Linked DNA regions of Homo sapiens: regions 1 and 2 are each linked to region 3. The links are chromatin loops, found by intact Hi-C in ENCODE. Cell type or tissue: endothelial cell of umbilical vein. All regions are shown on one strand. Each heading gives the region's core, and the rest is flanking DNA. Links, peaks and the distances in the headings are about the cores only. Region 1 has its middle 45 kb from the start of ZFR. Region 2 holds the start of LOC124900954 (a long non-coding RNA gene). Region 3 holds the start of SUB1 (SUB1 regulator of transcription).

Region 1 (10,841 bases), core at 2,822-7,821, 95 kb before region 3:
TATCCACTTCAGAAAAAGGTCTATTGAAGTCCTTTGTCTTTTTTTTTTTTTTTTTTTTTTTGAGACAGGGTCTTTCTCTGTTACCCAAGCTGGAGTGCAGTGGCACAAATATGGTTCACTGCAGCCCTGATCTCCTGGTCTCCTGGGCTCAAGAAATCCTCCTACCTCAACCTCCCACGTAGCTGGGCCTATAGGCGCCTGTTACCACACCTGGCTAATATTTTATTTTTTTGTAGAAACGGGGTCTCACCACATTGCCCAGGATGATCTCAAACTCCTGGGCTCAAGTGATCCTCTTGCCTTGGCCTCCCAAAGTGCTGGGATTACAGGTGTGAGCCACCGCACCTGGCCTCCTGTGTTACATTTATTTATTTATTTTTTGCATGATCTCGGCTCACTGCAAGCTCCACGTCCTAGGTTCACACCATTTTCCTGCCTCAGGCTCCCAAGTAGCTGGGACTACAAGTGCCCGCCACCACGCCTGGCTAATTTTTTGTATTTTTAGTAGAGGCGGGGTTTCACTGTGTTAACCAGGATGGTCTCGATCTCCTGACCTTGTGATCCTCCTGCCTCAGCCTCCCAGAGTGCTGGGATTTGGTCCATTTTTTAATCAGGTGTTTGTTCTTTTGCTATTGAGTTGTAGGAGTTCCTTACATATTGTAGGTATTAATCTCTTATCAGATAGATGATTTATAAGTATTTTCTCCCATCCCATATATTACCTTTTCACTTTGTTAATTGAGACCCTTGATGTACAGAAGTTTTTAAGTTTGATATACTCCCTTTTGTTGATTTTTCCTTTCATTACCTGTGCTTTTTTTTTTTTTTTTTTTTTTTTTTTTGAGAAAGAGTTTTGCTCTTGTTGCCCAGGCTAGAGTGCAATGGTGTGATCTCAGCTCACCGCAACCTCCACCTCCCAGGTTTAAGCGATCCTCCCACCTCAGTCTCCTGAGTAGTTAGGACTACAGGCACGTGCCTCCATGCCCAGCTAATTTTTGTATTTTTAGTAGAGATGGGGTTTCACCATGTTGGCCAGGCTGGTCTCAAACTCCTGACTTTAGGTGATCTACCCGTCTCAGCCCCGCAAAGTGCTGGGATTATAGGCATGAGCCACCCCGCCCGGCCCCTGTGCTTCTGATGTCATATCCAAGAAATCATTGCCAAATTCAATGTCATGAAGCTTTCCCCCTGTGTTTTCTACTAAGAGCTGTATAGTTTTATCTGTTACACTTAGAGCTTTGGTCCATTTTGAGTTAATTTTTGTGTATGGTGTTAGGGAAGGCTCCAACTTCAATCTTTTGCATATGGATATCCAGTTTTCCAGCACCATTTGTTGAGAAGACTGTCCCTTTCCCATTGAATGGTCTTCCCATCCTTGTTGTAAACCATTTGATTATATTAATGTATGTAAGGGCTTACAGTTTATTTTAATTCTTTTTTTTTTTTTTTTTTTGAGACAGGGTCTCACTCTGTCACCCAGGCTGGAGTAAAGTGGTATGATCTCAGCTCATTGCAACCTCTGTTTCCCAGGTTCAAGTGATTCTCCCATCTCAGCCTCCCGAATAGCTGAGACTACCAGCACACGCCATCATACCCAGCTAATTTTTGTATTTTTAGTAGAGACGAGGTTTCATCATGTTGGCCAGGCTGGTCTTGAACTCCTGACCTCAAGTGATCCGGCCACCTTGGCCTCCCAAAGTGCTGGGATTACAGGTGTGAGCCACCGCACCCGGCCAGGGCTTACAGTTTATATCTGTGCTCTCTATTCTATTCTGTTGGTCTATATGTCTCTCTTTGTGCCAGTACCACACTGTCTTGATTACTGTAGCAGCGATTACTATCATTTAAAATCAGAAAGTTTGATACCTCCAACTTCATTCTTCTATTTTAAGGTTGTTTTGGCCATTCGGGGTTTTCTGAGAGTCCATAGGGATTTTAGGATGGATTTTTCTTTTCCTGAAAAATAAACAAACAAGGAAACAAACAGTATTGGGCTTTTGATAAGGATTGCATTGAGTCTGTAGATCATTTTGGGTATATTGACATTTTAACAATATTAAGTCTTCCAATCCATGAGATGTCTTCCTACTTATTTATGTCTAAATCTAAATCTTTCAGCAACATTTTGTAGGTTTTTTTTGTTTGTTTTTGTTTTTTTTTTTTTGGGACAGATTTTTGCTCTTATTGCCCAGGCTGGAGTGCAATGGCACGATCTCAGCTTACCGCAACCTCCTCCTCCCGTGTTCAAGCGATTCTCCTGCCTCAGCCTCCTGAGTAGCTGGGATTACAGGCATGTGCCACCATACCTGGCTAATTTTGTATTTTTTAGTAGAGATGGGGTTTCTCTATGTTGGTCAGGCTGGTCTGGAACTCCTGACCTTAGGTGATCCACCCGCCTCAGTCTCCCATAGTACTGGGATTACAGGAGTGAGCCACTGCACGGGCCTTGTTTCGTTTTTTTGAGACAAGGTCTGGCTGGAGTGCAGTGACACCATCTTTGCTCACTGGTGGCTTACAGGCATGAGCCACCATGCCCAGCTGTAGTTTTCAATATACAAGTGCTTCATCTCTTTGGTTAAGTTTTTTCCTAAGTATTTTATTCTTTGTGATGCTATTGTAAGTGAAATTATTTTAATTTTTTTTGGATTGTTTATTGTTAATGTACAGGAATGCAACTGATTTTTGTATGTCGATTTTGTATCCTGCAATGTTGCTGATTTTATTAGTTCTGTTTTTTTGTAGAGTGTTTATCATTTTCTAAGTGTAAGATTATATCATCTGTGAACAGATGCCTTCATCCTTTCCAATTTGGATGGCTTTTATTTCTTTTTCCTGCCTAATTGGTCCGGTAGAACTTCCAGTACTCTACTGAACAGAAGTGGTGAAAACATGCATCCTTGTCTTGTTCCTGATCTTAGAAGAAAAGTTTTCAGTCTTTCACTATTTAATATGATGCCAGGTGTGAGTTTTTCATATATGGGCTATATTGTGTTAGGTATTGCATTTTTGAAAGGAGTAGCTTTTTGCGGTCATTTTATTTAATTGTATAACCTTTAGTGAGTTACATTGGACAATATGACCGGGCATGTTTTTGATGGGAAACAGAATATGGAGCACATTTTTGGCTTAGGTAATATCATGGTCTGGAAGTTAATGGGCTGCTCTAACCCATATTAGAGTCTGCTGAGGCCAAAATATAAACTGTCCGCGAGACAGATCTACAAAAGAGCAGTGGCTGGTATTGAGGGAATAGATTCATGAATGTAGAAGCCAGGAACGTTCTGGTACATGCCTGATCTCTTCTCCCAGGAGGAAGGGGGAGTTAGCTGTGCTCTGGCAGATTTTTGAGCTGAAAGGGTTGCACGACTGAAAATCTGGAAAATGTTTAGGGGAATCTCCATTTCCCTGGCCTCAGTTATATTCTAGAGTAACACTCCTGTTCTCTCTCCCACTCCTTATCCACTCACTCATCTCTATGAGAAGAGGACTAATTTGCTTGATTGGTGACTTAAGTACAAGGGCCTGGGCACCTTTGCTCAGTTCTTTCCCTGCCGTCTTCCACGATGTTTGCTTGGAGATCATTCTGGCCTTTGCCCTGCTCTGTGGCAAGCTCTGAAGCCTGTTTCACACACATGTTGGATGTCCAGGGATGCCTGTGGCCCAACAGGTAAGTCTGTATTTGTTCAGGGGTAAAATATTGGCAAGTCCTTCTAGATGCACCCTTAAACTATGTTTTCCCATCAGCTTGTTAACAACACTGTCAGCTTTTGATTTATATCTGTCTGCCTCCATTTTCTTATTCCTCCATTGATTCCAGACTTAGGAAAGGCAGAAAAAAGTATTATTTTGGCTTTCTAAGCACTATGGAGTAGTATGCAGCAGTTAAAGAGAAATAAGTAGGCCAGGCGCTGTGGCTCATTCCTATAATCCCAGCATTTTGGTAGGCCGAGGTGGGTGGATCACTTGAGGTTAGGAGTTCAAGACCAGCCTGGCCAACATGGTGAAACCTCATCTCTACTAAAAACACAAAAAATTTAGCAGAGCATGGTGGCATGTGCCTGTGATCCCAGCTACTCGGGAGGCTAAGGCAGGAGAATTGCTTGAACCCGGGAGGCAGATGTTTCATTGAGCCAAGATCATGCCATTGCACTCCAGCCTTGGCAGCAGAGTGAGACTCCATCTGAAAAAGAAAAAAAAGAACTAAATGGCTTCAGAGAAATGTACATGGAAAGGTTTATTGATAAAACATATCTTATTGTTAATTTAAAAAGTCAAGCTGTAAGCTGGGCATGGTGACTCCTGCCTGTAATTGCAGCAGTTTAGGAGGCTGAGGCAGGAGGATTGCTTGAGCCCAGAAGGTCAAGGCTGCAGTGAGCCATGATCATGCCTCAGCACTTTAGCCTGAATGACAGAGCATGATCCTGTTTAAAATATATATATATATTTATATATATTTATATATAAAGAAAAAAATCAAGCTGTAAAAGAAAAAGAAGACAGATATAATATCATCCTATTTATGCTAATAAAAAGCTCCACAAACAATAAAACTCAATATTTCTCTAGTACATTTATGTATGTGAAAACATATAGAAAGTTCAGGAATAACAATGGCTTCTGTATGTTGGATTTGAATTTTTAAAACAGTAGAATATGTCTCTGTAATTTACAGTTAAAAATGAAAAAATCATGTGTGTGAGTAGAGTGTCTGACTAATGGATAGCCCCTTTTGAAGGTTCTGAGGTCTTTTTCTATTATTTTCAGGTTATGAGTTGTGAGATTTTCCCTGATTGGGATTGTAGGAGAGGAGGGATGGATATGCCAGCCACGTGGAACCCAGGGCTGCAGGGTGAATGAAAGCTCCTGCCCTGGGAGCAGATTCTGGGATCCATAATGAGGGCTGAGTGTTGGGCTAGAAAAGCAGACCCCGCATAGGATTGGGGAAGCTGGGCAGGCAGGATTGGGATTGAAGTTTGGGTGCCAGGCTGAATTTGGGAGTTGATTTTTTTTTTTTTTTTTTTTTTTGTATTTTAGTAGAGACGGGGTTTCACCATTTTGCCGAGGCTGGTCCTGAACTCCTGAGCTCAGGCAATCCGCCTGCCTCGGCTTCCCAAAGTGCTATGATTACAGGCGTGAGCCACCGGGCCTGGCCGGGGCTTGATTTTTATTCACTGCTTTCTGTGACATGCACCGGTGGGTTGACTGGGTTTAATGTATAGAATTGGGCCAGAAAGAACTGTGCTTTTAAGCACAGCTGCTCAATGTCTGCATTTGTGAAGTATCAAAGTACCCAACTAATGTTTGACATGCATAGACTAAATCTGGGGATGCCACCAGAGCGAGGACACTATTACCTGTCACACAGTCCTGCTGCAGCTTCTTTACCTCACACGGTCCTGCTGCAGCTTCGAGGAGGACTCTGCACCTGCAGATCCTTAAAAAAGCTCTGTCTGGGTGTCCAATGGAAGAGCGGTGAAATGCAAGAATATAACAACTCTCAATTTTCTATCGTCCTTTACCTCCACCACGAGAGGGCGCATGGATTTCGGTCAGAGAAGTGACTTGGGCCTGGGCAGGAGGCCAGGCTGGGATAATTACTTCCAGGTGTGGGGGGCTCTGTGCCTCTTCCCAGAGGCCATAGAAATGAACCCTTCAATTGGCCAAATAGATTATGTCATTTTGACTATTGATTCTCCCCTACGGCTGCTGGTTCTAACCCAAGTTTATAACAGTCACTGCGTTAACAATTGCGTTTAACTCTTGATTGTCCTAGCTTTCATTTGATAATTCTTTGAGCTGGCTGCTGCTTCTTTCTTATGTGTTTACTTTCAGGCCACATCATCAGCCTTCTGCAAATATGGCAAAAACTGAGTGGGAGAGGAGGGTATCATTTGTCCTCAGTTTTGTCACTAAAGACTACATCACAAAAAAGGCCCATCCCTTTGTAAACAGAAAGAAAAGAGAAAAATGGCACAGAAATTCCTAGAAGCAGCATTCCATCTTTTGTTTGTTGGTTTCATTTGTTTCGTTTTGAGGTTGTGAGCAGATGGCCCAGCTGCATCAATAACAGAGTCAGAGCTTACTAGAAAAGAGCGGAGATTTAAGAGAGTGGGTGATGCTAATAGCTCACCCCATCTCCCTTTGCACTATTTCTCCAAGTAAAGACTGCCTCCTGCCTGCATCTGAGCTGCTTGTAAAAATGCAGCTTTCTGGCCTGCATCCCAACCTAAGGAATCAGAATCTGGAATCCTGAATCTGCATTTTTAATAAGTTCCCTAGTTGATTTCTTTATTCTTTTTTTTTTTCTTTTTTGAGGCAGGGTCTCACTCTGTTGCCCAGGCTGGAGTACAGTGGCATGATCCCAGCTCAGCTAAACTCTGCCTCCTGGGCTCAAGTGATCCTCCCACCTCAGCCTCCCAGTAGCTGGAATTACAGGTGTGCGCCACCATGCCCGGCTAATTTTTGTATTTTTAGTAGAGACGGGGTTTCACCTTGTTGCCCAGGCTGGTCTCAAACTCCTGGCCTCCAGTGAACCACCTGCCTTGGCCTCCCAAAGTGCTGGGATTACAGACATGAGCCACCACACGTGGTCCCCTAGTTGATTTCTTATGGCTATACATTACATTTGAGATTAGAGGTAAGCCTCCTGGGGCGAGGCAAGAGGGGAGATGTGACACCCAGGGATAATATTTCTGCACCAGGATTCAGGCAGGACCTTACCCCGAGACAAAGGTCACATAGCCCAGGAAGCTGCCCTGTGGAAAACAAAGCAGCCAGTAGCTGGGCCTGAGGATGGACAGGAGAGGCTGTGAAGCTACAGAAGCCGGATTCAGCCCCACTGGGAGCTACAGAAGCTGGACTCAGCCCCACTGGGAGCTACAGAAGCTGGACTCAGCCCCACTGGGAGCTACAGAAGCTGGACTCAGCCCCACTGGGAGCTACAGAAGCTGGACTCAGCACTGCTGGGAGCCATCTAGATGGAGAAATGGAAACTCTGGAAGAGAATCTGAGGATTCCCTGCTCTTTGCCACTTAGAAACACCCAGAAACCCCAAGTGCAATGCCCAACAGTGTTGATTCTATCTGCAGAGCACCTCTGAAAAATTACTTTCCATAGTGCGGGAAAACTCCTTAGTCGCACTTCCTAGAGTTTCACCAAATACAGCTTGATTCGTGTGGGATTTTTGTTTTGTTTTTAGATCTTCTTTTTAAGTGCAAATCCCCTTGGGAAAATGGAGCTCTTGTTCAGACCTTGGAGAAGATTTGCTTATTACCTCTCATTACATAGTTATGATCTTTTACCCTAAGAAGCAAATGAAACATTTTTGTTGAATTCAGAAAAAGAGGTAATTTTAGAGCCCAGGGAAGCTTAAGGGGTAGAAGAATGGGGATAGAATATTAATTCCACGCCAGATGTGGTGGCTCATGCCTGTAATCCCAGCACTTTGGGAGGCCGAGACAGGAGGAACACTTCAGCCTGTTAACAGTGGCGTAATGGTGGGGGTCTGCAGCAACCTCAATTCTTGCCTCCCCAGAAGACAAAATTTGACCAAGGGGCATAAGGCAGAAGGAGAGACTGAGGCAAGTGTTAGAGCAGGAGTGAAAGTTTATTAAAAAGCTTTAGAGCAGGAATGAAAGGAAGGAAAGTACACTTGGAAGAGGGTCAAGCAGGGGACTTCAGGGATCAAATACGTGGTTTGACCTTTTGACTTGGGGTTTTATATGTTGGCATACTTCTGGGGTCTTGCGTTACTTCTCCCCTGATTCTTCCTTTGGGGTGGGCTGTCCGCATGTGCAGCGGCCTGCCAGCACTTGGTAGGGGCTGCATGCACAGTGTGTTTACTGGAATTGTACACGTGCTCACTTTGTGTCTCTATCTGTATCTCTCTTCATGTCTCTCTCTGTCTCTGCATCCATCTATCTATCTATCTATCTATCTATCTATCTATCTATCTATCTATCTATCTATCTATCTATCTACACATATGTATCTCCAGCCTGGGGAATATAGTAAAATCCTATCTCAAAAAAAAACAATGAACATGATGAGAGAGAGACAGAGTTGCAGAGACAGAGAGAGACATGAAGAGAGATACAGAGAGAAACAGAGACGCAAAGGGAGAGGGACAGAGACAGAGGCAGAGACCTTATTGGCTCACGCCAATGTCAGGGCTGGCGAGTCTGAAATCTGCAGGGCAGGATGACAGGCTGGAAACCCAGGGAAGAGTTGATGTAGCCATAGTCCAAAGACAGTCTGGGGGCTGAATTTCTTCCGCAGGATACCTCAGTCTTTTTCTCTTAATGCTTTTAACTGACTGGATGAGGCTCACCCACATTATGGGGAGTAATCTGTTTTACTCAAAGTCTACAGATTTAAATGTTAAGGAAGGCATCCAAATGCCTTCACAACATTGATTTGGGGAGGCAAAGGTAATAAATATGAAATAAAGCAAAAGAAATTGAACAAGGACAAAATACCTTCACAGCAACATCTAGACTGATGTTTGACCAAAAACTAGGTACCATGGCCTTGCCAAGTTGACACATAAAATTAACTATCACAGGCTCTTAATCTTCAACCTGGACAGGACACATCTGACTTCTGCTCATGGGTCATTGACTAAAGTATATCACATGGCCACATCTAACTTCAAGGGGGCAGAGAAATGCAAATCCTACCATCTACCCAGAAGGAGAAGAGTCAGAACATTTGTGAACAGCCCTAATGTCCACCATAATCCTCATTTCACTAAGGCAGTGCAAGCACATTCTGAGTCAATTTGGCATCCCTTTCTTTCCCTGGGTTCCATCTATGGAGGTGGTAGGAGGACTCACATATGCCATGGCAGTAGATGATTCCTGGACCTGGTTCATTATCTATTCAGGTTGGCATGTCTTGAGACATCCATCTGTTTGCGGTTGTCTGCCTACCCCATTTCAGTTTACAGGGCTCCATGAGAGCCAGCCGCTGTTGTGGGTATATAAGCACCTTTCTGGAACAAGCAGGAATTATACTGTTCTTCCTGGGCCATCCTAGGACACAATAAATTATTTGAGGTTGGGGTGGTGGAGACTGCTAGTTGCCCCCAATGTCTGTTCTCTTCTTCTCTAGATATTATTATTACTTTTTTAGAGACAGGCTCTTGCTATGTTGCCCAGGCTGGACTCGAACTCCTGGGCTCAAGGGATCCTCCTGCCTCAGTCTTCCAAGTAGCTTGGATTACAGGTATACACCACTGTGCCTGGCTCAGAACACTCAATTTTTAGCTGGGCACACATCCAGAATAATGAATACAATTCCCAGACTTCTTTGCAGCTTGGTGGAGTCACGAGTCTAGAGTCTGGTCACTGGGATATAGGCGGTGGAGAATATATATATATAAAAATCATCCATTATGGGGCCTTAAAGGCCGAGAGTGGGCTTTTCTTCCTTATTTTCTTCTTCCTACTGTCTGGAGCATGGATGAGATGACTGGACTATGGGCAGTCATTTTGGAGAATGAGGAGACTTTGGGAATGGAGGTCATACATAGTGAAGCAAAACTTGGAAGGAGTGCTATAGCAACCCTCGATCACCAATCTGTCATGTGAAAGGCAAATTTACTTCCTACTTGTTTAAGCCACGTGCTTGATTTTCTGTCACTTGCCGAATGTAATGTAATTATAGCAAAGCAAGAATTTCTGCACCTGGCTGAGCGCGGTGGCTCATGCCTGTAATCCCAGCACTTTGGGAGGCAGAGGCGCGTAGATTGCCTGAGGCCAGGAGTTCGAGATCATCCTGGCCAACATGTCGAAACCCTGTCTCTACTAAAAATACAACAAATTGGCCGGGCGCAGTGGCTCACGCCTGTAATCCCAGCACTTTGGGAGGCCGAGATGGGCGGATCACAAAGTAAGGAGTTCAGGACCAGCCTGGCCAATGTGGTGAAACCCCGTTTCTACTAAAAACACAAAAAAATTAGCTGGGCGTGGTGGCGGACACCTGTAGTCCCAGCTACTCAGGAGGCTGAGGCAGGAAAATGTCTTGAACCCGGGAGGTGGAGGTTACAGTGAGCCGAGATCATGCCACTGCACTCCAGCCTGGGTGACAGAGCGAGACTCCATCTCAAAAAAAAAAAAAAGAAAAAAAAATTAGCCAGGCATGGTGGTGCGCACCTGTAATCCCAACTACTCAGGAGGCTGAGGCACGAGAATCTCGTGAACCCAGGAGGTGGATGTTGCAGTGAGCTGAGATCGTGCCACTGCACTCCAGCCAGGGCGACAGAGTGAGACTGTCTCAAAAAAAAAAAAAAAAAAAAAAGAATTTCCACACGTGGTAGGAGATAGATCCCTGAGCACTGATTAGGCCTCTCCCTTACTGAGTGGTATAAAAGGCAGTGAATCCATAGCTCCCGACCACCCTGCACGTTCCCACCTCTATGGCTACACCTCAGAGAGGAGCTAAGGATGCATCCCCTCACCTACTTGAATCCTCGTGTATATCTTTGGCACTCTGTTTGCCGGCTCAGATGCCAACTGAAGAGAAAGTAGTCCTGAGGTGTCTACAGCTTGTCATTCATGTCACTCTTTGACCCTGCCCTGGACTTTGATGAAATGACTTGTCTTTATTTAGGTTCCCGCTGAAGTATCCTGAAATGAGGGTTTGAGTGCAAGTATGAATCGCTGATTCAGGAGATAATTGCAGGAAACTCCAATAGGGAATGGAGAATAAGATGGGGAGGTAAGGGAAGCCAGTAAAGTGTGCAGGTGAGTGAGCAAGCACCTTTCTCCCATGGGCAGCTGGAGCTCACTCCTGGGGAAAGCACTGGGAGTTGGGCAGGGTGTGCCTCAGAATGATTGCGA
Region 2 (10,841 bases), core at 3,479-8,478, 79 kb before region 3:
GCAACATTCTAGGTTCAAGCAATTCTTCTGCCTCAGCCTCCTGAGAAGCTGGGATTACAGGCACCTGCCACAATGCCCAGCTAATTTTTGTATTTTCTTAGCAGAGATGAGGTTTCACCTTGTTGGTCAGGCTGGTTTCCAACTCCTGAAACCTCAAGTGATCTACCTGCCTCAGCCTCCTTAAGTGTTGGGATTACAGGCGTGAGCCACTGTGCCCGGCCCACAGATCTTTCACTGAACTCTTTTTTTCCACCTCACTTCACCAACTGCCTCTCATACCTACAGAATTTTGGGAGGCCTTTCTCCTGGTATTGGACATGTTTTATGGCAGCTTTTGGCCAGATAATCTTTTAAAGATTGTTTGCTTAGCAGACCTCTTTGGAAGCTAGAGATATGTCTCCCTTCGGGTCAGAGTTCAGTTTTGTTTCCTGACTACTGTTGTTGTAGGAAAAGGGGTCCTTGGGAAGTTTTCATTTTTTAAAGCATCTCTGGAAAAGTTTCTAGTAAAGCCCTGGCTGTTAGAGCCAGGCCAGCAACCTTTGATATGCAAATGCAAGCCATTAGAAACTGGGTCCACCCAAGCATGGAGATTCCCTTGGCCTTCTTACCCTTTTTCGACATGTTTCTGGCAACACGGCCTCCCCAACATATCCCCACGTGTATAGAACACCTTGGTGCCCTATATTTGCATATTAAAAGGCTAGGGTGGGAGGGCCAGCTTTTTCTCGGGCTAGGTGAATGACATGCCTAGTCAAACCAATCCCCTGAGCCCTATGCAAATCAAACACCGCCTCCTCCAGCCACTGCACATATACCTGGCTGGTATCCGTGGCAGGTAGAGACCTCCTCTTTTGGCTTTGGAGCCCCCCTCCCCCTGTCTCTGTATGCGGGAGCTTCTTTCCTTCTGTCGTCTCCCTTCCTTCTTGCCTATTAAACTCTCCACTCCTTAAAACCACTCCACGTGTGTCCATGTAGTTTCATCTAAACCGACATGAGGACCAAGAACTCTGGTGTTCCTCCACTCTTTAGAGCCCTATCACTGTGATAAAGATAGTGTCCCCTGGGCACGGTGGCTCACGCCTGTAATCCCAACACTTTGGGAGGCAGAGGCAGGTGGATCACCTGAGTTCAGCAGCTTGAGACCAACCTGGCCAACATGGTGAAACCCCATCTGTACTAAAAATACAAAAATTAGCCAGGCGGTGGTGAGAGCCTGTAGTCCCAGCTACTGGGGAGGTTAAGGCAGGAGAATGGCGTGAACCCGGGAGGCGGAGCTTGCAGTGAGCCGAGATCTTCCTACTGCACTCCAGCCTGGGCGACAGAGCAAGACTCTGGCTCAAAAAAAAAAAAAAAAAAAAAAAAAAGATAGTGCCTTCCGCTGGGGCAAAGTTGGGGCAGGTGTGCTAGCGGTTCCCTTGGAAAACTGGGGGTTTCATGAACTCAGTGTTCCTCAGGGGCAGTATTCACCTGGCCAGCACTGGTATTGCCCCATGAGGCTTGGGGGCCAGCAGAACTGATGCGAACATTGGGGTCATGCTGCCTGCTGTGCTCTGAGTAGTAAATGACATCTATCTGGGAAAGTGGGGCAAATCAGCGGACCCAGCAGCTGCTATTTGGGGACGGCTTGGCCGCTTGACGTAGACTCTCTGAGGGGCTGCCCACTTTCTTCCCTGGGTCGGGCACATCCTGTATTTTAAAGGTGGGGACACCCTCCACTCTCAGGCCTCTGAAACCCTTAGCTGTTGACACCTCCTTTGCGTTCTCCTCCTTTACGGTCATTTTAATGAGGCATCAGGTGGTGGGAGTGGTAATTATTCATGTGTGTGCCCAGATTACCTAGTTGAAACGGAGCTCGTTTGCATTTCAATATACTAAAGAAACATATCCAGAGAGAACTTTTTGAGATTTTCAGCAGCTTTGTAAACAGAATACAACATTCAATAGTAAGTTGCAAAGCATAACGCATTGTAAAAAGGGACATTTTTGCTGATTCCAGAATTTCTCTCTCCTGCATAGCTTCTCAGATTTACGCCACAGGGATCAGCAGGATCTTTTAAAGATCAGAGGCTGAGTGGTGTTTTTCAGAGGCTGCGAAAAGCAGGGAGCAGGGAGACATGATGTGCTTGCTCCACTGCAAATCTGAGATTGTGACTGCAGATTGGTTTGCAGAACGTCATTCCATGAATTCCCATATGCAGGGGCTGGACAGCAGAAACCTATGAGTACTAGACTCCTTTGCAGTTAGGCTTCCTCAGGAGACCGCTACTCCACCAGAACACCCACTGGGTGAGACTTCAAGGTAGAAGTGTGAGACCCTGGCTGAGGGTGTGACCCTGGCTGAGGGCTCGAAGGTTGCATCTTCTGAAAAGCACCCCTAGGGGAGGTTTTTGTTTTTTTCTGAAACAGGTGTGGTGAAGTTTCTATTGTTTCATATCTGATTTCATGGGTATGGTTATGGTTAACCTGTACAGCATCTTTGTATTAATTAGAAAAAGACACCTAATTTTGCCTGAAGCACCTCAATTCCATCTGTAAAATACATGCACTCCTTGTATTTTAAAGGCAGCGACTTCTTCCACTCTCAGGCCTCTGAAGTCCCTTACCTGTTGATACCTCCCTTCCGTTCTAATACATCAATCATTAGTATACCAGTATATTAGAATAAGACTCCATCTGCTGGAAATTGTAAGATGTCTACAATGTGACTACCATGCGCTGGGATTATAAAGAGAATCCTGGTCAGAGATGCTAAGAGGCACGTGGTGGCAATAGTGAGGTTCTTGTTAGAAGAACCTACCAGGGTGGTTCCCTAGTTCAAAGCTGGTCCCCTAGTCCTCTCAGAAATGCATTAGCAGGCTGGGCGTGGTGGCTCACATCTGTAATGCCAGCACTTTGGGAGGCAGAGGCAGGCAGATCACTTGAGGTCAGGAGTTCGAGACCAGCCTGGCCAACATGGTGAAACCCGTTTCTACTAAAAATACAAAAATTAGCCGGGTGTGGTGGCACACACCTGTAATCCCAGCTATTGAGGAGGCGGATGCAGATGAATTGCTTGAACCCAGGAGGCAGAGGTTGCAGTGAGTCAAGATTATGCCACTGTACTCCAGCCTGTGCAGTGAGTCAAGATTATGCCACTGTACTCCAGCCTGGGCAACAGAGCGATACTCCGTCTCAAAAAAAAAAAAAAAAAAAAAAGCATTAGGTCACCTAATCCCCTTTAATTAATCTCTTTGTGTTTAAATTAGTTAGAGAGGGTTCTTCTCTGCCACTAATAATCCTGATCAATACAGACACAAAAGACAGAGAAAGTAGAAGCAGTGACAGGGGCCAAGGGAGAAGAAAACCAAATGAGTCTTGGGGTCTGTAGGAAGAAAAGAAGGGTTCCATTGGAAGAAACCAAGAAATAGAGAAGTCAGCTTCCACTTAACTGATGAGAAGACAGAGTGAGTTCCTTGAAAAGGACTCGTAGTATTCACAGGTAGGGGAGTTTTACAGGTTCAATAGAGGAGAAGAAGTACATTCACTTGAGAAATACATTTAATAGAGAATTTAGAAATCAGCAAAATATCCTTTTTATGGTACATTGTGCTTTGCAATTTACTAGTCAAATGCTTTTAAAATAACTAAATATATAATCCCATAGGTTTCCCCCTGTGATGGGAGAGAAGTAGTTGTCTGATCCATGGCACACATGGATTTGCTGATGGAGTACAGACACTGAGTCTGAAAGGATGTCCGTGAGAGAGTCCACAAAGCAGCTGGAGATTTGTGGGTGGTCCTGAGACAGGAATAATACAGGATAGTCACAGGAGGATAAAAATTCCAGACAGCAGTTTCACAGGACTAAAGGCTATGGGCTGAAAAGACTTTGCAAAACCATGGTGTGGGCCGGGCGTGCTGGCTCACGCCTGTAATCCCAGCGCTTTGGGAGGCCGAGGTGGATGGATCACGAGGTTAGGAGTTCAAGACCAGCCTGGCCAACATAGTGAAACCCCGTCTCTACTAAAATACAAAAATTAGCTGGGCATGGTGGTGCATGCCTGTATTCCCAGCTACTCCGGAGGCTGAGGCAGGAGAATTGCTTGAACCCGGGAGGTGGAGGTTGCAGTGAGCCAAGATCGCGCCACTGCACTCCAGCTTGGACAATAGAGTGAGACTTTGTCTCAAAAAAAAAAAAAAGAAAGAAAAAGAAAAACCACGTTGTGGGCCATGCTGGCTAAGATAGGCTGGATCTGGCCGGGCACGGTGGCTCACGCCTGTGGTCCCAGCGCTTTGAGAGGCTGAGGCCGGTGGATCACGAGGTCAAGAGCTCAAGACCAGCCTGGCCAACATGGTGAAAGCCCGTCTCTACTAAAAATACAAAAACTGGCAGGGCATGGTGGTGCATGCTTGTAGTTTCAGCTACTCGGGAGGCTGAGGCAGGAGAATCGCTTGAACCCGGCAGGCAGAGGTTGCAGTGAGCCGAGATCATGCCACTGCAATCCAGCCTGGGTGACAGAGTGAGACTCTGTCTCAAAAAAAAAAAAAAAAATAGACTGGATCCAACATGGTGCTGGATCTGACCTAGGTGCCTCCTAGGACCTCATTATGCACTCATTAGCATACTCAACACACTCCCACCAGTGCCATGACAGTTCCGGGAACACCTGTATTTGGTGTAAAAATGGGTAGCATGACAATTCTGAGAAATGATCACCTTTTTCCAGGAATCTTCATGAATATTCCACTCTTTGGTTAAGAAATCCATAAAGACAGAAATGCTAAATCCCATCACAGCACTCTCTTGAGTATGCATGCACTCTTTTTTTCTGGTGTGTGTACTTTCCCTTTGCAATAAATCTCTGTACTTTCACAATTTTCTGACTTGTCGTTGAATTCATTCTCACGATGGCATCAGGAGCCTGGACACCGGCTGGGGTTAAGGTCCCACTGACATTTAGAGACCTTCCCTAGCCCACCAGTATCAATCTCTGCCCCATTTTACCAGCTTCCCTCTTGGTTTTCCTCTCTGGTGTGGAAAACCTCAGTTTAGAACTGTTTGAGCCAGATTGCTTCTTCTTCCTTTGCTATCCACCTTTTAGCTATTTTATTATTTTGCAAACTGCTGGTAAAAGCTACGGGGAGGAAGGGACTACATCCTTGATTTGGTCATTGATTTAAAGACTGTATCTCCTTATACAGCTGGCATCATCTTCTACTTGCAGATGGAAAATACGCAGGCCCCGTGAAAGACAGCAAAGAAACATCTTGCCTTCCCCGTCTCTCCCCCTTGGATTCCTGATCTCTACCTCTTACGGGGCTCTGCCTTCTCTTAACCCCTTGCCCTTTTCCTCAATTTAAATTGTCTGTCCCTCAGCTTCATCCCATTCTCTCCTGGATAGATCCAGGGCTTTGAGCCAGGAGAGTGCTGGAAAAAGAGGGCCTGCTCTCAGGGAGCCGCGGAGGGAGGGATCCAAACATTGGACACTTCCCAGCTTCACACATTTTTAGGTTATTATGTTAAGAAGCCTGTCTGCCTCATTTTGTTATTCTAGTCTATTTCGCATTCAACCCCAGGAGGAGGAAGGGTAAAGGAGAAAAAAAAATCCTTCCTGCCACAAATAAAATGTAGCAGATGTTAGCTGATGATTACAAAAAGACAGTAAAGCAGGCCAAGAAACCATGGGAGGGAGGGGGTGGACCACAGCAGAGGGCGGGGGAGTGGGTGTTCGTGGAGCTGAATGTTCAGGGCAGATGCTCTGGAGGATTAAATTACACCGAGAGTGAGGCTGCTGGTGCCGTCCCTCAGCCCTGCTCTGTAGCGCTGGGAGCTATTTCAAGCCAGTGAGAAAGAGAGTCTGCACTATTTGTCTTTAGGAGGTGCTTTATTTCCTTCCCTGTTTTGGAAAATGATACCTAGCTCTGCATGCATGTGGGTGCCTTTTTTAATGAAGTGCTACTCAAGGACTCAAAAGAAGGAACAGTGGCAGATGGGGCATCTGTGGGTTTTGCCTCTTCTGCAGCCATTCCCCCCTCCTCTGGTAACAGCACTATGATTTGGTGGCGGGGAAGGGCTGGGGGTGCATCTTTTTCACTGTAAGTCCCTGTGGTTCAGGTGAGACTGATTCCATCCTGCCCAATGCCCCTGCTCCAAGCTGGGCACTTACGCCAGCCTAAGCCATTGATTGCCCTGGAATGTTCATGTGACTTAAGTTAGGATGAGGAGAGTCAGCTCCAGGACTTTTGCTGACACTGTTGTGAAAGAGGGGCTTTCTGCTGCGAATGCCAAGTGGATGGTATGCAAGTCTGGAGCTGTTCCTGGCTTGTTCTGTGAAAACTTACTGGAGAATGAAGCCAATTAGAAGAGATGCATTTGAGCAATGAAGAAAGAAGTTTCCTGAGGACATTGAGCATCTGGATCCAGCTGCAGCTGAAACTGATCCTACCCTAGGACTTTGCAGGTATATGTGGCTGTAAGTCTTCCCCCACCTCTTTATTCTCACCACTTTGCATTTGGGTTTCTGTCCCTCACACCTAATACAAGTGCCTTCAGAAAGCCCGGGAGGCTTGTCCAGGTCACTGTGCTGGGCAGAACAAAATGAGGGCAGCTATCTATCATTGCCTCGATGCTGCTCTTGCTGTGGATGAAGCCTGGAGGCTTATTTCCAGGTCATGTTTGACTCTGAGTACACAGCTGCCTCTGAGAAAGATTGCCAGGCAGGAGTCAGCAGCCAGAACTCAGCTCAACAATCGTGTTCAGTTCTGTGTTATTGTACAGCAGTGCTCTCCAAGGACACCCTTGAATAGAAATGAATGCACATAAAGGTCCAACATGCATTCAGGAAGCCAGAGTCTCCACTTGTGCCCATATGCAAAGGAATCATTGTTCTCAGACCCCCTGGTAGAGACAGCTCTCAGCTCACTGACATGAACTGATGTGAAAATGTTCTTTAAGTGGAAAGCAGCAGGAAGCAGCTGTTAAGGAGGTGGGCACTTAGAAAGGAGAGACCACTTTACCATTTATCCATTTGTCCAGCATACATTGATTGACCGCCTTCTATTGTGTTAGGGACAGAAATGCTAATAAAAGACAAAGTTCGTGCCCTCAGGAAGCATGCAGTTGAGTCAGGGAGTCAGCAAGAAAATCAACTGGTAAATAAATGTAATCATGATAATTTAAACGGAAATAATAGGAGAGTGCCATCTACCCAACAGCATAACTCTCTTCTTAGTTTGTAGAATCTGGATTTTATTCTAAAAGGCAGGATGCTCAGGTCCCTCCCCCAGGCTCAGGATTAACTATGATACATCTAAGCCAGTGATTCCAAATTTTGGCTTGCATGAGTCACATGGAGGGCTTGTTAAAACCAGGAATCCTGGGCCCCACTCCCAGAGTTTCTGATTCAGTAGGTCTAAGTGAAGCCTAAGAATTTGCATTTTTTTTTGTTGAGACAGAATCTCACTCTGTGATCTTGGCTCACTGCAACCTCTGCCTCCTGGGTTCAAGCAGTTCTCTTGCCTCAGCCTCTCAAGTAGCTGGGACTACAGGCATGCATCACCATGCCCAGCTAATTTTTGCATTTTTAGTAGAGATGGGGTTTCACCATGTTGGCCAGGGCTGGTCTTGAACTCCTGGACTCAAATGATCCACCTGCCTCGGCCTCCCACCCTGCTGGGATTACATGTGTAAGCCACCCTGCGTGCCCAAGAATTTGCATTTCTAACAAGTTCCCAAGTGACGCTGTTGCTGCTGGCCTGAAGATCACTAATCACAATCAAGCACAATCATCTGGTTTACCCCTTCTAGTATTTGGTTTAGGGTTAGGCACATGACCAAATTCTGGCTGATTAAATGAAAGGAAAAGTCAATGAAGTTTTAGGACAACTGTTTGCTTCTTGGTAAAATGTAAGATGGAAAGGAGGCCTATCTTTTCATCCCATCCTGGGTTCCAGAACTTTATCCTTAGTTCAGCTAAAACTGGGTTCTTGTCACACAACTAAGAAAGATTAGGCTTGTGGACACATAGAAGGGTGAGGAAAATGGAATTTATTGGGCAAAAAGGAAAAAGAAAGAAAAACTCTCAGCAAAGTGAGAGGGGGTCTTGCCAACAACCTCCCCCCTCACAGACTGAATCCCGGGTTACCACACAGGCACTGAAGAGGCCAGACTCTTCCCCCCTGCAAATGGTGTGAACTTCCCAAGGCTCCACCCGATCCTCCCAGTGCACAAGCAGGCATTATTCAGAATCAGCTGGGAAAGAGCAGGCTTCATTTGCGACCAGCAGACCGGTTTTTCAGCCTTCAGGCTGTTTTAGGCTTGAAGGCAGGGTTTCACTTGGGACTCTTGGCTGTCTTCTGTCTCTATCACCTGAAATGAGGTTATGTGGGGAGCTGCTGTTTAGAGCTACTGATATCATGTGATGATGTGCACTTGGCCAAGAGGCTTGCAAAAATCCTGATCCAGACCCCTGACATTGTTGAGGAGCTGAGCAAACCCTGGAACCACCCACCTCCGACTCTTTGTTGTGGAGAAATTAAATGTTGTTATTCCCGTTTTCCATCAGAGCTGGAAGTATCCCAACTGATTCAGAGGGCTATCAGTCTGAGGCTGAGTAGGATGGAGTATCAGGAAAGGCTTCCAAGAGGAAGTAGACTCACTCTTCTCCAGCTCTTCAGTGAGAACTATTCCCGTTTGTGCTTTGGCAAAATGACAAATGATGACACCCCATAGACTCACTTTGTAGACTAACTTTTGAATTGCCTGAATGAGGAATTTTAAATTTATGAATGTCAAGGGTTTATTTCATGTGTAAATAACTGTGTTGGAATGGAGATTGAGAAAACCATTAATTTTTTCTGTGGCGAAGTCCAGGAAAAATTTGTGAAGGAGGGCTGGGAGGGCCTGGCATGGTGGCTCATGCCTGTAATCCCAGCACTTTGGGAGGCCGAGACGGGCAGACCATTTGAGGTCAGAAACTTGAGACCAGCCTGGCCGACATGGTGAAACCCCATCTCTACTAAAATACAAAAATTAGCTGTGCGTGGTGATGCACGCTTGTAATCCCAGCTACTTGGGAGGCTGAGGCAGGAGAATCGCTTGAACCGGGGAGGAGGAGGTTGCAGTGAGCCGAGATCACACCACTGCGCTCCAGCCTAAGCGACAGAGCAAGACTTTGTCTCAAAAAAAAAAAAAAAACAACTTTGTGAGGGAGATGACATTGGGCCAGGCTACTGAGAGCTGATGGCACGGGTTGGGGAGTAATGTAGTGCTGGAATCTAGCAAAGTGTGTGGTGTATAATAAATACCCGTATGTTTCCAGGGCTTACCTAACCTTAAGAATATATCATCCAGAGGAAATGGCATGAACAGCAGCCCGAAGGCATGACAGTTTGGTGTCTCTGGCTATGAGTACACAGCTTGGTATGGTGATCTAGAGGTAGTATGGGTTAGACTGAGCCATGATATGAAAAAAGCAGGGAAGCATTGGAGTAGATTAAATTGGAAACCAAAATCACGGTTCTCAGTTGGGTTAACAACAACAGCAAATCCCAATCCTCAAAGACTTCTGAAACTCGGAAGGTGGTTGAGTTTCAAGAGGGTTGCCCAAGAAGAACTCTTGCCCAACAAGGGTTGGGTTGCCTCTCCTCTGCCTAAGGAGGCAGTCCTTCCCTTGGAGTAGGAATTGCTTCATGACCTGCTTCTCATTTTGCTATGCCACTAACCTAAATCCAAATACAACATGGCCTGGGGTGGAGCAGGGTGGGATTGAGCAGGATGTGAAATGACCAAGGATATGATAATAGAAAATGATCATTTGTGCAGCATGCTGGGTTAAATATGAGATTGCTTAGAGCTGGGAGTGGGCAGCCCAGGGGTTCCATTCACCCAGAACACAACCACAACAATGAGAACACTATTGCTACATATCTGTAACCTGTTGCTTATTTACATTTTCAAAAGCCCTGATGATGTTTCTAAGAATGAATTTCGAGGATGTATAAACAAGGCTCGTGGAATATAATTTTAGCTTGTGCTAGATTTAGTGATGTGGGTATAGTTATGCATTAGAGAAGACAGGAAGATCATTTCTGTTTGTGAAAATTGCCTTCAAAATAATTTAAAACAATGTTCATTAAAACAAGTTAGAAAGGTATAAGAAAGAAAATTAAATCACCTGAAATCTCATTACGTTGATAATACCTTAATAATTGTTCTAAGTTTGCTGCAGTTGGCTGATGTAGCCATGGATCCACTGCTGGTCCACTCGCGATAATAGGGAAAGGCCAGAAATAGCTTGGCATGACAGAGAGCAGTGGATCTCAGGCTGTGCGTAGTGGCTCATGCCTGTAATCCCAGCACTTTGGGAGGCCAGGGCAGGCAGATCACTTGAGGCCAGGAATTTGAGACCAGCCTGGGCAATATGGTGGAACCCCGTCTCTACAAAAATTAGCTGGTCATGGTGGCACGTGCTTGTAATCCCAGCTACTCGGGAGGCTGAGGCAGGAGAATTGCTTGAGCCCAGGAAGGGGAGATTGCAGTGAGCTGTGATTGCACCACTGCACTCCAGCCTGGTGACAGAGCAAGACCCTGTCTCAGAGAAAATGTTTAAAAAGGGAGCAGTGGATCTCAAACTGGCTGCACATCAAAATCTCCCGGGTGAGTTTAAAAAACACTGGTGTCTGAGCAATTTAGTCAGAATCTCTGAAAGTATAGGGCATATAGGCATCAGTGTGGTGTTTTTTGGGTTTGTTTTGTTTTTGTAGTTTGGGGGTGTGTGTGTGTGTGTGTGTGTGTGTGTGTGTGTGAGTGAGACAGGGTCTCACTCTGTTGCCCAGACTGGAGTGCAGTGGTGTGATCCTGG
Region 3 (10,841 bases), core at 3,666-8,665:
TAGATAAAATACAAGGGTCTGTAGCAACTTGTTTGGTGGAAGAAAATTTTAGCGCATGGGTCATAGCGCTGCTATGGGGAGCAAGTTCAGTCCTTCCTTTTCTCCTCTCATCCATATTAAATTGCCCACTTTGGTCTCCAGATGACCAGCATTACCACTATAACTGCTGACAGAGGAATTTCACTCTGTTTGTTTTTGACTGCCATTGTTGGCTTTCTGATCTGGGATTATGTCTCATTGAAGCCAAGCCTACATAACACCAGGTGAACACTGTTGCTGGTTTCTTCCTCTCTGTCTCTAGGCCTAACACTCCAGGGTTTAGCAGGGCAGGAAAGGAAGAAGGAAAATTATTTTTCCCAGCTTCTTCAAAGCCTGTGAAGCAAGGATTTTTTTTTTTTTAAGACAGAGTCTTGCTCTGTCAGCCAGGCTGGAGTGCAGTGGTGTGATCTCAGCTCACAGCAACTTCACCCTCTCTCAGCTCACAGCAACTTCACCCTCTGAGGTTCAGGGGATTCTCCTGCCTCAGCCTCCCAGATAGCTGGGATTACAGGCATGTGCCACCACACCCAGCTAATTTTTGTATTTTTTAGTAGAGATGGGGTTTTGCCGTGTTGGCCAGGCTGGTCTTGAACTCCTGGCCTCAAGTGATCCACCTGCCTCAGCCTCCCAAAGTGCTGGGATTACAGGTGTGAGCCACCGAGCCCCACCCACAAGGCTTTTTATGCCTTAACTTTTTCTCACATCACTGCATCTGATGGATATAACTCACACCCTACAAAGAGTAGGTGCTCCCTGTGTCTCCTCTTGGGGAGAGTGTATATTGCCCCGTCTTAGTCTGCTGTAATAGAAATAACATAGACTGGGTGGCTTAAACAACACTTATTTTATTCAATTGTGGAGGCTGAGAAGTCCAAGATCAAGGTGCCTGCATATCTGGTGAGGGCCCACTTTCTGGTTTGCAGATGACTGCCTTCTTGTTGTATCTTTACATGGCAGAGAACAGAGACAGAATAATTAAGCTCTCTCTTGTCTCTTCTCATAACAGCATGAATCTATTTATGAGGGTTCCACCCTTATGACTAAGTATGCCCCAAAGTCCCCACCTATAATACCATCCCACTGGGATTAAGGGTTCAACATATGAATCTGGGGGAAAACACAAGCATTCAATCCATAACAACCCTCTTACCTTGTACTGTCTCCCTTCCCAGTTCTTCAGACTCACTAAACTGGAGGATGCCCAGGTTTTTGTTTTATTTGTTTTCTCTTTTGCATGTATGATCCACATGGCCCCATCCTAGGTGTTCCTAAAACCTCTAGACATCCAGAGCCACCATATCTTTTAATATCCAAATTGAATGGTTGGTGCTACCATTCCATGTGCCGTGGGACCTCCAGAATTCTTAAGTTTTCCCAAAATAACCTGGAAGGAGTTATGTTCTCCTAGTCATTCACGCTGTGATCTGCTTTCCTGCTTTAGCCTGGAGGTTAAACCAGAGGCGGCTGACCTCCCTAGGTGCCCACCACATCCCTGGCACATAAGCCTGTTCCTCTCCCTTTCTTTCTTGTTTCCTCTTCTTTGTATATTACTGGTATGTCTCTTGTGCTACAAACTCAGGCTCTCAGGAAATGTGACTTTCTTCATTTTCTTATGATTGTGTTTAATGATCACCATTTCACCTAGTGGTAAAAGCTTAATTGTGGCCAATTTCAGGTCAAACTCATAATTTCTCCCTTTCCCCCTTTCTCTCCTAAATTCTGGACAGAGGTGGGGTAGGATTACATGGTGTCAGAGCACTAAGGGTAGTGGTAGAGTCTGGCCCATTTTCCCCATCTGTCCATGACAGCCGCATTAGTCTGTTCTCGCATTGCTATAAAGATTTACCTGAGACTGGGCAACTTATAAAGAAAAGAGGTTTAATTAGTTCATGGTTCCACAGGCTGTGCAGGAAGCATGGCTGGAGAGGCCTCAGGAAACTTACAATCATGGTTGAAGGAGAAGGGGAAGCAGGCACATCCTACGTTGCTGGAGCAGGAGGAAGAGAGACAAGGGGGAGGAGCTACACACTGTTTTTTTTTTTCGTTTGTTTTGTTTTTTAGATGGAGTCTCGCTCTGTCGCCAGGCTGGAGTGCAGTGGCATGATCTCGGCTCACTGCAACCTCCGACTCCCTGGTTCAAGTGATTCTCCTGCCTCAGCCTCCCAAGTAGCTGGGATTACAGGCATGTGCCACCATTCCCAGCTAATTTTTGTAGTTTTAGTAGAGACAGGGTTTCACCATGTTGGCAAGAATGGTCTCGATCTCCTGACCTCGTGATCCACCCTCCTTAGCCTCCCAAAGTGTTGGGATTACAGGCATGAGCCACTGTGCCCGGCCGGTGCTACACACTTCTAAACAACCAGATCTCGTGAGAATTCACTCACTATTACGAGAACAGCAAGAGGGAGATCTGCCCCCAGGATCCAATCACTTCCCACCAGCCCCCTCCTCCAACATTGGGGATTACAACTCAACATGAGATTTGGGCAGGGACACAGATGGAGACCGTATCATTGGCCTTTGCTTAACAGTTCATCTTGTCTGATTCTTGATCCTTCTCACTTCTTCACACTGGTATTTGTTGAGATGTCCTTTGTTACAGCACTCTATGCAAGTTGAGGGTGGTGAGATTTCCTCTTCCTCACTGCAAGTCCTCCCCAGGTCTGCTGGCTGTCACTGACACATCTGTGCCACTCTTGGCCAAAGAGAAAGACATTCCCCTGAATGCTGCAGTACCCTGGGGCATCTCTGAACTCGGTGAGGAAGCCTGAGGTCGGCCATCCTGACACACCACACAGATATCTCTACCCCAACTCTGTGGTGGAGGGAGGGGCGCTTGGGTTGCAGAGGAGCTCGGAGAGCTCGGCTGCCTGGAAAGCAAGGCACCAGTTTGCTTTGCTCTCTCAGATCCCTAAGCCCTCTGGGAATTTGATGCTTCCTTCCTTCCCCAGGGCTGGTGTGGGGACAGACAGCAGAACTACTTCTCTACTCCTTAGACACTGAAGAGGGGCCTCATCTCCTTTCTCTTCTGACTCCTCCCTTTCACAGTTGCAATAATCTCTACAGGCGAGTGGGGTGGGCTAAAAGGAACTATTTTTGTTTGTTTGTTTTTGAGACAGGGTCTCAAAAACACCCAGGCTGTCACCCAGGCTGGAATGAATGCAGTGGCGCACTCATGGCTCACTGCAGCCTCGACCTCTCAGGCTCAAGCAATCCTCCTGCCTCAGCCTCCTGAGTAGCTGAGACTACAGGAACTTACCACTACACCCAGCTGATTTTTTTCTTTTTCTTTTTCTTTTTCTTTTTTTTTTTTTGAGATGGAGTCTGTCTCTGTCACCAGGCTGGAGTGCGGTGGCATGATCTTGACTCACTGCAACCTCTGCCTCCTGGGTTCAAGCGATTCTCCTGCCTCAGCCTCCTGAGTAGCTGGGACTACAGGCACGCACCATCACGCCCAGCTAATTTTTGTATTTTTAGTAGAGACGGGGTTTCACCATGTTGGCCAGGATGGTCTCGATCTCCTGACCTCGTGATCCACCCACCTGGACCTCCCAAAGTGCTGGGATTACAGGCGTGAGCCGCTGTGCCTGGCCCATTTTTTTGTATTTTTTGTAGAGACAGGGTCTCACTATGTTGTCCAGGCTGGTCTGCAACTCCTGGGCTCCAGTGATCCACCCACCTCGGCCTCCCAAATTGCTGGGATTACAGGCAGGATCCACAGCACCCAGCCAGAAAAAAACTTTAATAGCACATTACCTTAAATCTGTAATTTATGCCTGGAATCCTAATAGTTTAAAAAAGTCAAAAGCCAAGAATCTGGTCTGTGTGTTCTGGTCTAACATCCTTCTTCTAGTCAAATGCTGTAGCTGAGAAAACGGGGGATGGGGAAAGAGTGAAGGTCAGAAAGCAGGAAGTGCTAGTAACAAAAGCCACATTGGGTAAGATTTCAAAATAATATCCTGATACTTGAATAAGCCTTTTTCGGAAGCTTTGAAAGAAGTGAGTAACGGAGGGTGTCGACAGCATAAGGCCTTGGAGGGAACCGCATTAACAGTCCCGTGCCATACTCCAGGCCTCCAGGAACTTCTTCCTGGCAGTCTCCTCCTCAAGCTCTGTCCCTTTCATAGTTTGTGAGCTATTTCCCTTCTCAGCCCTACTTCCCAGTCTACCTCCCTTTCTGGGACACCTACAGATTCTCCAAATTCAGCACATTCCTTTTTGTGCCACCCTCTTCTTCCAGACCAAGGCTTGGAGTGGAAAGTGGGAGTTCTTTCACTTTTAAAGATGCCCTCTAGGAATTTGCCTATAAAAGGAGCTATTCCCCACCCCACAATGTACAAATGCATGTGAATTACACCTCCTTCCCATTCTATTATTTGAAAGCAACTGCTGTCTTTTTTTTTTTTTTTTTGAGACGGAGTTTCGCTCTTGTTGCCTAGGCTGGAGTGCAATGGGTGTGATCTAGGCTCAGTGCAGCCTCAGCTCACTGCAACCTCTGCCTCCTGGGTTCAAGCGATTCTCCTTGCCTCAGTCTCCCGAGTAGCTGACATTACAGGTGCCCGCTACCACGCCCGGCTAATTTTTTGTATTTTTAGTAGAGACGGGGTTTCATCAGGTTTGCAGGCTGGTCTCAAACCCCTAACCTCAGGTGATCCACCCGCCTCAGCCTCCCAAAATGCTGGGATTACAGGCATAAGCCACCACGCCTGGCCCCTATTTTGTTTAAAATAAAAAAGTTTCCTTCCTCTTTCATCTATGTAAAAAATTATTTTTGTTTATTTTCTTGAGTTATGTTTACCTTTTAAAAATGGGCAACGCTTAGGATCAAGGATTTTCGATTAGTTTTACAAAGTACCACACCCAGGAAAATTGAGCCAACAAATTTGCATGCAAAGTTTCAGGTCTCCCTACTTCTAAAAATGCATACCTCCTTAACAGCTCTCCACCTCCGACGCTTAGAGAACCGAAACCCAAACCTACAGCAGGCACACTGCCCAGGTTCCCTCAGTGACACAGAAACTGAATGAAAACTTGTTAAAGCAGGAAGGGTTGCAGATGGAGGGGATACCATATTAGTTTAAGTGTACGTGGTTTACCTTGAATATTAAGCATTTCTTTAGCTAGGTGTGGAGCTGCGCAGTGTCCCATGACAATGCATAATGTCAGTGTTTCTTTTCTTTTTTTTTTTGAGACGGAGTTTCACTCTGTCATCCAGGCTGGAGTGCAGTAGTACAATTTCAGCTCACTGCAACCTCCACTTCCCAGGTTCATATGATTCTCCTGTCTTACCCTCCTGAGTAGCTGGGCACACGCCACCACGCCCGCCTAATTTTTGTGTTTTTAGTAGAGACGGGGTTTCACCATATTTGTCAGGCTGGTCTCGAACTCCTGACCTCAGGCGATCCACCCGCCTCGGCCTCCCAAAGTGCTCGGATTACAGGGGTGAGCCACCGCGCCTGATGTCAGTGTTTATTTTCATGGCTTCTTTTATTTCATTATGATGGAGAGTTTCACAACAAACTAAGGGATTAGTTTGTATTTTTGTCAGCATTTAATCCTTTAAAAGTCAGGTAATTCTAGAAAGGGACGTGTGGGGGATGCTTTCACGTTTAGTGTTCAGACTTTGATTCCATCCGCTGTGTTCTTTGCGTCTCAACCCCATTACACATTCCGCTCCCAGCTTTAATGTTTGCAGGGAATATATAACTCTCTTCTCCTATAAGGGTGGGATGGGTGGGAACCACAGGTCTAACTGCTCCATATGTAGATCCAAACACTCCTCCCTTTCTGCAACCCACTGCCCTTCCTTAGCCTCTGTGGCATCTCCGATGTGCAATTCTGAGCTTCGACAGGATTCCATCCTCTACTTTGTAAAATCCCATACCATTCCTCTACCTGAGGCAGGAAAATAGGGTCTGGAGGGAGAGAACATAAGGACAATTCACGCTTCAGCTGTAACAGGAAATATCCTCTCCATAGGGCGTTAACTTTGGTTTCCTCGTCTATAAAATGGAGAGAACAGTCATTTCTGCTTTGGAACATGCTTGTTAGGATGAGTAATGTAAATTGCCTCCTGCAGCGTCTGACACGTAGTGGGTGCTTGATAAATCTTTGTTAATAGATATGCCTTTATATTGATTCTTAGCTGTAGGAAGTATTCATTCAAATACATATTCAAATAATCTTTTAGCTATATTCCTGCTTGTATATGGATTCCTCTTGCCTTCTGTGAACTCCCTTACATCTCCAGGACTTCAATACAGGAATAAGGAGTACTCCAAAGATTTCTTGCACTTTCTGGAATTAAACGCTGTGACTTTAGCTTCCTTCCTTTGGATTTTAGGAGGCAGAGGCATGTATTGAGGTGGGTGAAGTGGGGTAGGAAGACCATTTCTGGGAAAATGGGCCAGAGTATTGATCTTTTTCATTATGACCCCTTCGCTTCATTAGAGTAAACATTTATTGAACAAACGCAAAGCTTGGCGCTTGTCACTCATGTTTTATTGGCGTTTTCCTTTTTTTTAATTTTTTTTTAAGCTATCTCCTACAGGAAGGATATTAGCTCTTTCATTCTCTCAAGGGTCAGATGTAATCTTCCAACATCTGACTTTCGCGTCACCCATTTAGGAAGAGACGCGGTCCCTTTAAGGCCCTGGAAAGGGTCTAAGTGTTGGTTTCTGTGGGGAGGCCACGCCCCATCACGTGACCGCAGCCCCAGCGCGGCGGGGCCGGCGTCTCCTGGCTGCCGTCACTTCCGGTTCTCTGTCAGTCGCGAGCGAACGACCAAGAGGGTGTTCGACTGCTAGAGCCGAGCGAAGCGTGAGTGCGCGGGACCCCCTACCCCTACTCCTCGGGGCCCCCACCCTCCCAGCCGGGCCGTGAGCTGCCTTCGGCCCTCCACTCCTCTCGCCGGCAATGGCCGCGGGAAATGGCGGCTCTGCCTTACCTCCCCCTTCCCCTCGGCGTCCCCGGCCCCCTTCTCCGTTTCTGACTCCACGCCTGACGCGCTGTGGGCCCTTCCGCGGTAGACTCCTGTCCCCGGGGAGCCGAGTCGAGGCGGCGGGCGCTGCGGCCCGGGGCGGTAGATTGAGGGCGGCCGGGGAGTGAGGAGTCGCGGGGAGAGAGTCGCGGCGTCCCCGGGACAATGCGGCGGCGGCCTGCCTAGGTGGGGCGCGTGCGGTTACCTACTCTTCCCCCGCCCCTCGCCCTGAGCGGGGCGCTCTGGAGACTGGGAGAGCGGATGCGGGCGGGAGGGGGCCGGGGGAAGAACGGCTGATGTGCAGGGGGAGGGAACGCTTCGAGAGAAGAAAATGGCGCTTGGTGCAAATCCCGCCCCTTCCCACGCCGTCTTCTCCGCACTTCGCCGCCTCCCACGCCCCCTCCGACCAACCTGTCTCCCCTCGCCCGAGCGGCTGCTAGCCACGGGGTTCTAGCGGCTTGCTGGGGCCGCGCGACCCCTTCCCTGGTCTTGTGCTTGTCACCTTCCTGTTATACCGAAGTCGTGTGCCCTTCAGTCCTGGTTCATTTTCACCTCGTTTTTTTCTGATCTTTCCCTCAATCAGCAAAGGCTGAAGATTTCGTTTCTCTTTTTAAAGTTGCGTTTTGTATAAATTCTACAATAGTGGTTTCAGTATCAGTTACTTGAATTACAAGCTGCTTCTCCCCCCACCCCCACATTGGAACAGGCTCATTAAGGTAAATATATATTTGTTAAAAGTTTAGAGGCTGGTTTTAGTTACCGTTACCTTTCTTCTCCAGTGGACTTCTTTGGGTTGAGTACCAGGTGGTTCTTTGAAAAATTCTTAGGCCCCCAGGCAGTTTTTGATAACAGACGGTAGTTATGATCGACAGTTTCAAAGTGAAAAATTATGTTCAATTTAATTACCTTTTTAAAAAATATCTTTTTGTCGTATTAATTAGCATAAAAAACTTAACTAAATTGATTTTAGAGATGAGGTTGCAAAATGGAGCAGAAACAGGAAAAACGGATAAAACGTGGTCATGAACATTGCTTTTCCCTTCTGAATTTACCCTTGAAGACATTACCAGTTAAAATCAGATTGAGCTTTTTGAATTTAATGGCTAGGATTGGGGTGGCCCACTTCTTTTTCCTTGACCTCCTATTTTGGAACATATGCAATGTCAGTGCTAATGCAAGTTTCATCTAGAGAGCTAGATTATTTATGATTTTTTTTTAAGGAGGAATTTTAAGTCTTTTTTTCTTGTATTAAACAAATACAGTGTGTGATGTGTTTATTAGGCCCTTTAACGCATACAGAAATTAGCTAATTTATGCCTAGTGTTCCATTATTGGAACGCTAAGCATGTGGGAGTTATTTATGTGCTACTGCTCAAGATCATCGCCAAGGTCTGCTTGCATAAATTCAAAAAATTGCAACCTCTGGCATAAATGGGTTAATAGGACCTAATCTCTTCTGAGATGGGGAGAGCAAAAGATATTTTGATAATCAGCGTTTTATGACCTGGTGTTATAAGTGCCTTGAATAGAGGTATCCACGTATCTTGGAATTCCTTGAAATTTGGGGCTTAGGCTTACTGATAGTTTGCTTTCTGCAAACTTGCACTCAGGCACTCAGTAAACACCCACTTGTAAGCAAGGCACTAAGTTATCTATGTCTCTGGGGGGACCTGGGAAGTTACCAGCATGGTAGGAATTTGCGGGAAGGTTTTGCACCTCCCATAAATAGGTTTTGCACCTCCCATAAATAGGTTCTTCAAATTTTAATTATGTTCCAGAGTAGAAAAATCTGTGTAAAATGTAATGAATTGCTGTGAATTGTGTAAGATTTTTTTTTTTTTTTGAGATGGAGTCTTGCTTTGTTGCCCAGGCCGGAGTGCAATGATGTGACCTTGTGTCACTGCAACCTCTGCCTCCGGTGTTGAAGCGATTCTCCTGCCTCAGTCTCCCGAATTGCTGGGACTACAGGTGTGCCACCGTGCCCTGTTAATTTTTGTATTTTTAGTGGAGATAGGGTTTCACCATGTTGGCCAGGCTGGTCTCGAACTCCTGACCTCAGGTGATCCGCCTGCTTTGGCCTCCTAAAGTTTTGGGATTACAGGCGTGAACCATCGTTCCCGGCCTGAATTGCGTATAATTTTGTGTACTCTTGAATTAGTACCTGTCGTTATTTTGGTGATACGGCCAAAAAGTCAAAATATGAATAAAATATTATGTAAAAATTAATTAGATGTCACATTTGCATAGTACAGCTAGTTCCCTGTTGTGTAAATGTTGGGGTCAGTTCCCCATAGTGAATAATTTTACGTTAGTTCCAATCTCGTTGATGAGAAGTCTAAAGCAGTAATAGTAGAATTACATTTCTTCTGGTTTTAATAGTAATTGTTGTCTGCTGCCTTCTTGCAGTTTACCCTACCCATAGTGTGTAATGCCATTAAAACGAAGTATAGAAAGATCCATTGGCCTGGAGAAAGGTTAGAGGTGTAGGAGTGTATGACATTTAGTTCATTGTTCTTACTGGGTTCAGCACATTGCACCCTGCGTGTTATTTGCAACTTAAAAGGGTATAGATTAAAACTTGTGCTCAGTGTAACAACTCAGTACCACAAAAATGGTAGAATGAACCGTGGAACTTGTCCTTGATTTTTTTCTTTGATTGGGGGAGAGCTAAGTTGAAAGTAGTAGAGTACCTTATTAATTATTTTTGTAATGTATTTTTCTTTCAGGATGCCTAAATCAAAGGAACTTGTTTCTTCAAGCTCTTCTGGCAGTGATTCTGACAGTGAGGTTGACAAAAAGGTGACTACTGCTGCACCAAGTCATTTTGGTGATACTCAACAATATTGTCCATATCCCATTCTGAAGGATAGTAAAAGGTGTATTAACATCTTAAAATGAGGATCTAGCTGGGCGCGGTGGCTCATGCCTGTTATCCTACTTCTTTGGGAGGCCGAGGTGGCAGGATTGCTTGAGGCCAAGAGTTCAAGACCAACCAGGCTAACATAGCAAGAACCTGTCTCTTTAAAAAAATAAATAAATAAAAAATAAAAAATAAGAATGTGAATGGGTATTTCTGGAGGTACGGTTGGTCTCTGGACCACTTGACTAGAAGTGCCTAGGATGCTTTTTGCACATTCATACTCATAGGCCCTAAATCAGACTTAACAAGTCTTCTGTTGAGCATCATTAGGAACCCTAAAGTTGCAGAAACACTGCCTTGCATCCTAGGGTCATAGAATTCTAAGTAGGCCAAAGTCACTATTTGCCGTTATTTAGAAATTTACCAGATTTTTTTTTGTAAAATGTTAATTTTTTTTTTTAAAGACAGGGTCTTACTCTCTTGCCGAGGCTGGAGTGTGGTGGCACCATCATGGCTCACTGCAGCCTCGACCTCCTGGTCTCAAGCAGTCCTCCCACCTCTGCCTCCAGAGTAGCTGGGACTACAGGCATCATGCCTGGTTAATTAAAAAAAAAATGTTTTTGTAGGGACCAGGTATTGCTGTGTTGCTAAGGCTGGTCTCAAACTCCTGGCCTCAGGCAATTCTTCTGCCTCAGACTCCCAAAGTGCTGGGATTACAGGTGTGAGCCATCATGAGTGGCCATAAAATGTTAATTTTGACAGTTCTCTTAGTTACTGGTGTTTATTCTGCACATAAGGTTTTCTGAATTTTAGACTTGGTACATTTTTAAGTTTGTACTAAGTTTGTGCTCTGGTCCCTTCCATTTAATTAAATCAGCACGCAGTAAAGCTAACTTGAAACCCATTGACAAGATAGGCTTTTTCTGCATTAGATGACAGCTGCACCGTAATTGGTGAATTTCG

Evidence for each region. Hi-C counts contacts between places; a loop is a spot of excess contacts. Peaks named below come from ENCODE experiments on the same cell type or tissue, not always from the same donor. Only the 100,000 strongest peaks of a DNase experiment are listed, where the experiment ranks them.
Region 1: a loop joins it to region 3, with 5 times the contacts of the local background. A loop is called at or near these places in 96 of 110 quality-filtered maps.
Region 2: a loop joins it to region 3, with 6 times the contacts of the local background. A loop is called at or near these places in 54 of 110 quality-filtered maps.

Annotation. Positions count from the first base shown.
Region 1 is chr5:32,484,360-32,495,200 of GRCh38, forward strand. No RefSeq gene overlaps it. Among named protein-coding and RNA genes, the nearest start is that of ZFR, 45 kb to the left of the region's middle. In endothelial cell of umbilical vein, for the core only: a CTCF peak has its summit at 5,527 (motif pointing right); a DNase peak (open chromatin) is centred at 5,582.
Region 2 is chr5:32,499,678-32,510,518 of GRCh38, forward strand. LOC124900954 (a long non-coding RNA gene) reads left to right here and starts at 6,248. Exons shown (of 5, transcript XR_007058719.1): 1 at 6,248-6,440. RefSeq lists an enhancer at 1,586-2,232. In endothelial cell of umbilical vein, for the core only: no CTCF peak of the experiment used is centred there; DNase peaks (open chromatin) are centred at 5,564 and 6,854; H3K27ac peaks cover 506 bases; H3K27me3 peaks cover 295 bases.
Region 3 is chr5:32,578,768-32,589,608 of GRCh38, forward strand. SUB1 (SUB1 regulator of transcription) reads left to right here and starts at 6,790. Exons shown (of 5, transcript NM_006713.4): 1 at 6,790-6,858; 2 at 9,745-9,817. The coding sequence starts at 9,746. RefSeq lists an enhancer at 3,201-3,260 and silencers at 6,964-7,063, 7,104-7,373. In endothelial cell of umbilical vein, for the core only: no CTCF peak of the experiment used is centred there; DNase peaks (open chromatin) are centred at 4,074, 6,774 and 7,314; H3K4me3 peaks cover 1,938 bases; H3K27ac peaks cover 1,720 bases.